Regions from separate parts of the Homo sapiens genome. Here region 2 is linked to region 1. The links are chromatin contacts, found by Hi-C in ENCODE. All regions are on one chromosome and are shown on one strand. Each heading gives the region's core, a stretch centred on a gene start or an enhancer-like site at or near the end of the contact. The rest is flanking DNA. Distances are from core to core; before and after follow the strand shown. Region 1 holds the start of RGS1 (regulator of G protein signaling 1). Region 2 overlaps RGS2-AS1 (RSG2 antisense RNA 1).

Region 1 (4,529 bases), core at 1,048-3,547:
AAGTCATTGATTCAATAAAGTTACAATTTGACAGTTTATCTTTTCTTAGTGAAGTTTACAAAGAGGGGCCAGATAGTGGCACTCTCTTTAAAATTAATAGGGAACTTTCAATGCCCTGCCATGCACTTGTCACACTTGCTGATACAACTTGACCAAATTTGCCTTGTTCTGGAACACACAGACTTTGGGTGGATGAGCAAACAGCCTCTGAGAGAGCAGCTGCTTTATTGCATGACTAAGGTGACCTCATCAGCCAATTGTGATACAGGAATTTTGAAAGGACTCCCTCTTTCAAGAGTTTATATTTCTATTCAAGTGTGGAAGCATGCAGTTGTAAATGCTTGCGCTTCAAAATGTATATTGGGATAGGGGTAGCAAAATGTTGGGAGCATCAGAGCAGTTCCTAAATACACTACAGGCAAAAACTTATTTTGATCTCAGACCAGAGTTTCTTAACATAGTGTCAAAAAAACACATTATTTCAAAAAACTATTTTCCCTATCTAAAGAGGGTTTAGTTCTTTAACAAGTTAGGAGTCCAACATTTCCCAAACTTACTTGGCCCCATAATTTTTGCTGCTGCTCTTGTTCTTTGGAAACTGTCAGTATATTTGGATGATAATACTAGTGGGCTGTTAAAAATAATTTTTAAATCATTTTACTCTAACATAACTTACTCACAATTATTTAGAGGAGTGAGAGGATACTAGATCAACAAACATGAGCAATGTTGAAGATTTTAACAGGAAATTAAGTATGGACTGAACCACAGGAAGTATACAACCAAATGCCTTTATGTCATCTGTCTTTGAGTTTCATCGGTCTCATTAGGGTCACTTCCAAAGTGGCCAGCTCATCTCACCAGTTATCTTTCTTAATGCCTTATGTTATCTTCCCAACATAAAATGATGCTTGTTACATACAATATAATGAGCTCATTATAATGAAATTAATGACTGTGTATAAGTGAATTTTATAATATTGTAAATGTGTTTTCTTCAAATATTCTTTATCCTGACGATAGAACCAGAACAGAAAAATTAATACTCCCCTCCCTTTTATCAGCTTTACCTAATACCATCAGAAGCTTCACTAAGTAAATGCTTTTTTGTCCTTTTAAAGGAAAGTATTGTCCTTCCAGGGGTAAAATCCAAGGAGGCTTAAGTTAAACTGGGTACTCTATAAATAAGCCACACTTGTTATATAAACTTTTGAAAGCTTATATTTTACTAACTTCTCTATCCTTATAAATGATTAGTCATCTAGTTCCTTGAGTTTTGTTTGTGTTTTAAACTTTAATCTCAATTAAAGCTAAAACTGTTATCTCTCCAGAGATACTGCCAAAATGTGAAAGATCATTACCTAAGAAGTACACATTATTGGTCTATCCAAATAGACTTTTATTTTACCTTGAGCAGTTTTTCCTCTGATACTGTGACCTTGGTATCAGTATGTTTACAAATTATGTCATATTTGTATACAATTAAACATTTATTTATTTATGATTGGTTTTAATTAAACTTTATTTTTTCCTAATATGCAAAATATGCAAAAATCAAAGTTTGATATACTAGTTATATTCTTAATAAATATGAAAATAATATTAAAAACCATGCACCCCTTAAAATCATCCTATGTATTGCCAGTCGATGTCTAGCACACACCTTGGAAAATATTAACATGGAAATTTCCTGCCATGGAAATAAGGGATGAGAATTGGAGTGGGAAAATGTGAAGATAGCCTCTTATAACTTTCCCTCCTATCAGATATGTGCAAAATAATTAAACAAAAATTATTTGTTTACTTTGCCCTGCTTCCTGCAGAAAAGAAGAGAACTCTTAAAATATTTTGATCAGATGAATTTTATAGTCAAGGACTATCCAAAGCATGGAGTAAGATACAACTCTATGTGATGAATTTCTATGTGAGTTTCTATATGATAAATTAATACGCCAAATGAAACAGTTTATTGAAACATGCAACTTTTTTAAAATAAACAAACATCCTCCAGAACCAAAGACTGATGCTGTTAATGCTTTAGACATGTGACATATGTGTGTGTACCTCTGTATGTTTAATTTTCTTTCTTTCTAATCAAGTGACCTGTTCTCGTTTGGTTAAGTTTCAACCACAAGACACCACTGTATGCTTTTTTTTTTTCAAGATACACGTCACAGCACACCAAGAAAAGGGGAACTTCCAGTGTCTGTGGTAACATCACTTGATAAACAGACTCCTTTAAACAGCAAGTGCCTGTCTGCATTCTACTATATAAAGCAGCAGAGACGTTGACTAGCGCATATTTGCTAAGAGCACCATGCGCGCAGCAGCCATCTCCACTCCAAAGTTAGACAAAATGCCAGGAATGTTCTTCTCTGCTAACCCAAAGGAATTGAAAGGAACCACTCATTCACTTCTAGACGACAAAATGCAAAAAAGGAGGCCAAAGACTTTGTAAGTTTGTTCAGAGTCTCACTTTGTGAATTTTAACAAGTTATCTTTAATGGCAGAAGGATTGAGAATGAATGGAAGAGAGTGTGAGCATTTAGTTTAGCCAGATCAGAGGAGTTAATTGCCTGTTGTGAGTAATAAGTAATATTCAGCTGCATTAAAAAATAAATCTTGATATGGCATTAAATTGGGTAGGAGTTTTTCTCTACACAGGCTCATAAAAATGGGTTCTATAGCAAAATGTTGTATCAACCATTTTTAGTATTGCCTTATTCCTTAGAGAAATTTATTCTATGTCTTTTTACAAATAAAATGAATTCTGAAGAAATATGAATATTCACTTTTATGTCTTTTGTAGTGGAATGGATATGAAAGCATACCTGAGATCTATGATCCCACATCTGGAATCTGGAATGAAATCTTCCAAGTCCAAGGATGTGTAAGTACACTAATACACTAAACTATCATTATCATTTACAAGAGAAGCCTATGCATTATCTCTATATCCCAGCAAGGGATAAATACTGCGCACAGTAGACTTCATTTCTTTTAAGTAACATGCCAAATAAAATTAGACTATCAGTACCAATGTAAATTGAATACAAATGTGTACACACACATATTGGACTTTATCTATTTGGATTTTTTCAAATTTTATTGGCAGGTTTTTTTTTTCATAACTATAGTAACTCTAAGGGAAGTTTTGCATTTTGTGAATAAATTTTAACATATTTATTAGAACTACAGTTTCAGTTTGTGAAGTTATCAAAGTGTAACAGCCATTCTTATTTCATTTGTGCTTACATTTTAAAAATTGACTAATGTATGTACATTTTGTCCCCTGCAGACTTTCTGCTGCTGAAGTAATGCAATGGTCTCAATCTCTGGAAAAACTTCTTGCCAACCAAAGTAAGTATAACTATTGAATGTTTCTGGGTTCAGCTAAATACTCTAAAAAATTGAATGGCTTCACTAAATATAGTATTCTGGGTAGGATAGTATGCAAAAGGTTGTATTCTAGTTTGTCTGTAGTTACTGATAACTTCAGCATAGTATGCCTCTTAATAATGCTGACTTAGCACTCAATTCTGCCAACTCCTTTTAGACAAATTTGCCAAGACAATTAGGTATTTTCATAGATCATTATGGAGATAAAATTAAACATTGTGCTGGGATTCTGATATGTAAAAATTTTAAAAGTAAGCCAAATATTTTAATATGTACATTGCCATTTTGAAATCTGCCTAAAGAATGTATTTTTCTACACTTGGATGTAACAAGTATGATTCATTCATTCAATTAATTAAATTATCTTTCATACATTCATCATTCATCTCACCCTTATGTAGAGGACATTGTAGAGGTACCAAGGATTCAAAATCAAAGACAGTCTCTTACTGCCTTGAAGGTGGTTGAGATACATAACATAAATAATTGCATTATTATAACATGATAGTTTTTATGACATAAATATGATAGAAGGATTTTTAAGCACATATAGTCTTGTGGAGATTTTCTGATGAGAGAAGGTAAAGAATGAAATCAGCTTGCCATCCCCTTGTCTTGGGCATTACAATTCTACTGAGATTAGGACCTTTTTCAGAGGTGTAGATGAGCAGTGTGGTCTCTATCTCTAAAGAGTGAGATTATTCTTTTCTCCCCACAGACACCCTAAGGAGCTTTACTTGGGAATCACATTGTTCACTCTAGCTCAGCTGACTTTGTTTATAATTCAGCTAAACAAATAAATGGTATAGATATGGACCATAAATGGTGCCATATAAAAGTCTCAGTGAATGCTAGCAAACATAATTAGTACATCAGGCCTACAGATCATATATAGGCCTAACATTTTCTGGCTAATATAAATTAGATGGGGAAATTATATTTACTAATTATTGTGATGTTAATGCCTTTTGTCAGTGTTTGCTTTCCTAAAATACTCTCTACTCTGGCTAAGATTTGGCATATATAAAAGATGGTTTTATATTCAGTGGAGCAGAATTTCAATTCAAACCGCGGATAGAAGCAAAACAGTTTGGTAGCCACCATCAAGTAGCAATGTGACTATGAATGAG
Region 2 (4,529 bases), core at 1,228-3,727, 360 kb after region 1:
AAAACACAGAGTCTCTAGGGATTTTGTGTGTGCGTGTGTGTGTCTTTCCTAGGTTCATAAATCTTAGAAATGAGAATAAGAGCAAAATAATTAAGGGATAAGTCTGAGTTCTTGAACCTTGAATACTTTCCCCCATCTTGTGTTTATTTTTGTACCCACCACTTAATCTACACGAAGAGAAGTCCACATTAAGGAAGTCCTTTATGAAAAAAATCACATCAACAGGTGATTAAAATTTTCTCTTGATATACTTTTACATAAGCATTGCGAGCTTATTGAGGGATAAGCATCTTGGAAATACAGTATTTCCAAGTCTAAATGTCAAACATAATTCAAAAATAGCCCACTGGAGTGTTTCCCCCAAACAAAGCAAATCCTCCTCCAAACCCAACATGTCATGGGTGTGCAAAGTTTAAAACAAGGGCAGAGGACTCTACAATAAATCCCAAAATATTGGCAGGCCTGTAAAATATTTATGATTGGCCACGTATTATGAGACTCTATTTCTAGTACATTCTTCCTAAACAACAGGACTTTCTGCATTTTCAAAGAGCTATCCTGGATAATCACCAAAAAGTAAATATCATGAGTAAAGATGTTCAAAATTAGTAGTATTAAAAACAGTGATATTTTAAAAAATACAAGATATTTGTATTTCACCACCATCCACGCTTAGAGTTTTCCTTTTTTTCATGTTTAACTCTCAAACTTCTATATATCTGTGAGAAGTATGGTTTCACTTCAGTGTAGACATCATCACTGTATCTTATAGTCAGAAGAGATTGTCAATATCATTTAATTCAACCTTTTCATTTCACACATGACCAATTGGGTAAATCGTAAGGAGCGCCTGCTAAGAGGTACTGTACCAGGGCTGTAGGAGAGATCTTGATGGGAAAAAAAGATGCATGATTCCTTAAATCATTTGGAAAAAAATTATTTCATTTCTGTGTTAAAGAAGGTTTATATCTACTTGAAGAGATTCAGTAATGTATACATATAGATTAAAGCAAAAAAGGATAACTGCAGAAAGGCTGATCCAAACCAAGTGCAATACATAGACTAAAGGAAGTCATTTTGCCTGGTGGAATGTTGGAAGGCTATCTCAGGTAATAGGATTTAGACTAGATTAAAAGGATCAATATATTTTCATTAAATAGCAGTGCAATAAACAGTTATTTTCCATAGATGGAATAGTGTTAGTAAAGATTCCTATATGATAAAGAATATGTGTGTCCCAGGAGTTCTAAAACCAGATTTGGTAGAAGCAACAGAAGGAATCATTAGGACTTCTTAATATTGAGAATTAAACAATAAGTTTGCTTCTGGCTACAAGAAGTAGAATCTCAATTTAACCAAATAAAGCCACTTAGTCCAGAGTTAGGTACTTCCAGACATATTTATTCAGTAGCTTCTTAAATTCATCAGGGAAATGCTTTTTCCACTTTAGCTCTACTCTGCCATCCTCACCATGTTAAGTTGAATCTCTCCTCATGTCACCAGGTGGCCTCTGCAGTCTGGCATCACTCCAGGTACCACAGCATCCTATGTAAGAAAAGAGACTGTTTCATCCCTGCATCTCCTTTTAATAATGAAGAGATTTTTTCCAGAAGCTCTCCAGCTGAGTTCTTATCAGCTAGACCTAGATCACATACTCATCCTTACACCAGTCTCTGATAAGACAAAAGTATTACCAAAACTGAGCAGTGTTTTACCTTCGAGGCACAGGAAGAGAAGTCAGGGCTTCGCTAACAAAGAAAAAGGGAGACTGGCTCTTGACTAGGCAACTCACAACGTTAAGGAACCACAGCTATTCCCTGAAGCCTGTTGGAGGAAAAGGTAAAGTAAAGGGCTTCTCTCCCTATTTAGAACAATGGCTCCTTTACAAAGGCTGGGAAGATGGTGGTTGGGAGTTCCTCTAGGCAACAACAGACCTTATTCAATAGATGATGGTTTGGGGTTTGGGCCATGGCACCTTCACATCCTACTCAAATCACTAGGTGGTCAGGTCCATAAGGAGGACAGGAGCAGAGAGAGGCCATAGTTCAAGGTCAAGATTTTTAGAGAAGTTTGTAAGTTCTTCTCTTCCTTCCTAGTGTTGGGCAGGTGAGCCTCATAACATCATTAGGCACCAATCTTAGGCACTCTGAGGGTAGGTCCTTCCCAATTGCATGTCTCTTGCCAGTCATATAATGCAATCCATATATTTAAAGAGTTTCTCAAATCAATTCAAATCTCAAATCAATTTATTGTTTTGTCAATTACTTTATTTCAGAACATGATGTCAGAATTCTTAATACCTCAGTAAAGGTAATGTTTTGGGTAAAGTAACTGTTGCATCCTGCGTCAAGGGCATATAATCTGGGCACCCAAGTCAATTTTCATAATCATATGTTGCTACATTGTCATTTTAGTAAGGAAATGATGATGATGTTTTGTGAAACCACATCTTTTTTTCAGCTACTGTTTTTTACTTTATGATAGGAGGGGAAAAACACAAAAACAGAATGAGTCACTCCATTGCCACCACTTCTCTATCATTTTCCTTCCTGTTTTCCTATTGGAGGTTGCAGTTAAGGTCACTTCTGGACTCATTAGAGTCTCAAATCAGGCTTAGATGAAAGCACTGAGGAGATGTTTTGTCCTTCATTTGACAAATATTTATTCTAGAACACTGTTCCAAAGAATTAAAAATCTAAATAAAATATAGCCATCCAGGCAGCTAGCAGAAAAATAATGAAATAAAAGTACATTTATTGGCATGGAAAGTTGTTCACAATAAAGGAAAATATATATCCATAAGCATTGTTCACTTTTCTGTGTGTATGTGTGAGTAGAGACTGTGTGTATGTATCTATCCAGATATTTTTTTTCATTATTCATGTATATACATAGATATATTGAGCGTGTAGTGTGCTATCTTAAACAAACAAAACACTTGCCTGTAGTTACTCTGTCTTCTAAGAGCTGGTGTAGGGGTGGTAGACAGTGATGTAGAAGGTGGTCAGAATCACAGCTTTCATGCCAGTGGGAGAATAAATCTCTATACTGCTTTCTTTTGCCTACACAAGCCAGTACAAAAGGAGTCTTGCCTAAGATTTTAATCATGTTAAAAGAAAGATTAAAATTTCAAAATTTAGGGTAAGTTTTGCCTAATACATTTTAACTTTAGAGCAATGCACATTTGCATAACAAAAATCTCAAAGAACATAGTTTCTATCTTTAAGGAGCTCTTTTAGAAAAACACAGAGGAAGAAGTCACTGCCTCTACCTGGAGGTACCCAGGTAGGCTCCCTCAAGGAGTTGGTCTTTAAATTGGGTTTTAAATGAAAAGTCCTCAGAAAATAAACAGCACATGTTAAAGCATAAAGGAGCCTGGCAATTCAGTAGGACTGGACCTCAGACAGGGGTGTATGGAGACCCACATATGGAAGGGAGTGTAAGTGGTAGCAAAAGGCTGTAACAGCAAATGGGGCCCAGATAATGAAAATGTAAGCCAGCCGGGCATGGTGGCTCACTCTTGTTAATCCCAGCACTTTGGGAAGCCAAGGCAAGAGGATTGCTTGAGTCAATGAGTTCAAGACTAACCTGGGCAACATAGTGACACCTCTGTCTCTACAAAAAAAATTTTTTTTAAATTAGCTGAGTGTAGTGGCACACACCTGTAGCCCTAGCTACTCAGGAGGCTGAGGCAGGAGGATCACTTTAGCCTGGGAGGTCAAAGCTGCAGTGAGCCGTGATCACACCACTGCACTCCAGCCTAGGCAACAGAGTAAGACCCCATCTCAAAAAAAAAAAAAAAAAAGACAGAAAGAAAAAGAAAAGAAAAAGTAATCATCTCCAAATGAGATTTCACCTTCAACATCATGAAGAGTCACTGAAGATTATATTTCCTTTAACAAAAAAGAACACATAATTTTAAAAGTGTTTTTATGTAAATTTTTGTAATCATAGAACAAAGGATATAGGGAACTAACTCTTTGTTCTTAACCTGAAGCTTTAGATCCTTTAGACTAATTCTCTTGGAGTAGAGCAGCACATCCAAAGTGGGGCTCCGGACTGGGATCAGCCAATAACACATTTCTCACCAGACCAGGGGGAAATAACAGACATAAGAACAATGTAGGGAATTTTGTATAAAACTAAATCTATTCTGTATTTTATTTTAATGTGTGTACATTTAAGGAGCACGAGCACAGTTTTGTTACATGGATAGACTGTGTAGTGGGCTTTTAGTATAACCATCACCTGAATAGTGTACATGGTTCCCTCCTCTCACCATCTACTCATCTCTCACCCCCTCTCACCCTCCCACTCTTCTGAGTCTTTATTCAGTATTTTGAAATTTATTTTTAATGTCTCTCATTAGCAAAACAAAAAGGAAATTGGCAATCCCATGTTGGTGTCCCCTAATGTATTTTTACTTTCTTGTTCATTAAAGCTGAAGTTCAGGGAACTACTGGACTACAGTTGTGTAGTTTCACTAGACGCTGAAACTAGCCAGAAAAAGGAAAATAAGCAGGGCAAAA

The links. A loop is a pair of places that touch in the nucleus more often than their neighbours do. Pooled maps may share reads with other maps.
Region 2: a loop to region 1 is called in a pooled map, with 6 times the contacts of the local background. The contact joins the enhancer-like site here to the promoter of RGS1 in region 1. A Hi-C loop is called at or near these places in 4 of 50 pooled maps.

Annotation. Positions count from the first base shown.
Region 1 is chr1:192,573,476-192,578,004 of GRCh38, forward strand. RGS1 (regulator of G protein signaling 1) reads left to right here and starts at 2,298. Exons shown (of 5, transcript NM_002922.4): 1 at 2,298-2,454; 2 at 2,810-2,890; 3 at 3,299-3,360. The coding sequence starts at 2,318. The region is part of intron 3 of LOC105371664 (a long non-coding RNA gene); the gene reads right to left. RefSeq lists an enhancer at 2,143-2,222.
Region 2 is chr1:192,934,359-192,938,887 of GRCh38, forward strand. RGS2-AS1 (RSG2 antisense RNA 1) reads right to left here. Exons shown (of 3, transcript NR_126003.1): 2 at 2,943-3,062; 3 at 1,386-1,545. Among named protein-coding and RNA genes, the nearest start is that of RGS2-AS1, 12 kb to the right of the region's middle. Within about 2 kb of position 2,478, at least 2 of the 41 ENCODE cell types and tissues checked have a DNase peak (open chromatin) inside an H3K27ac peak, as active enhancers do.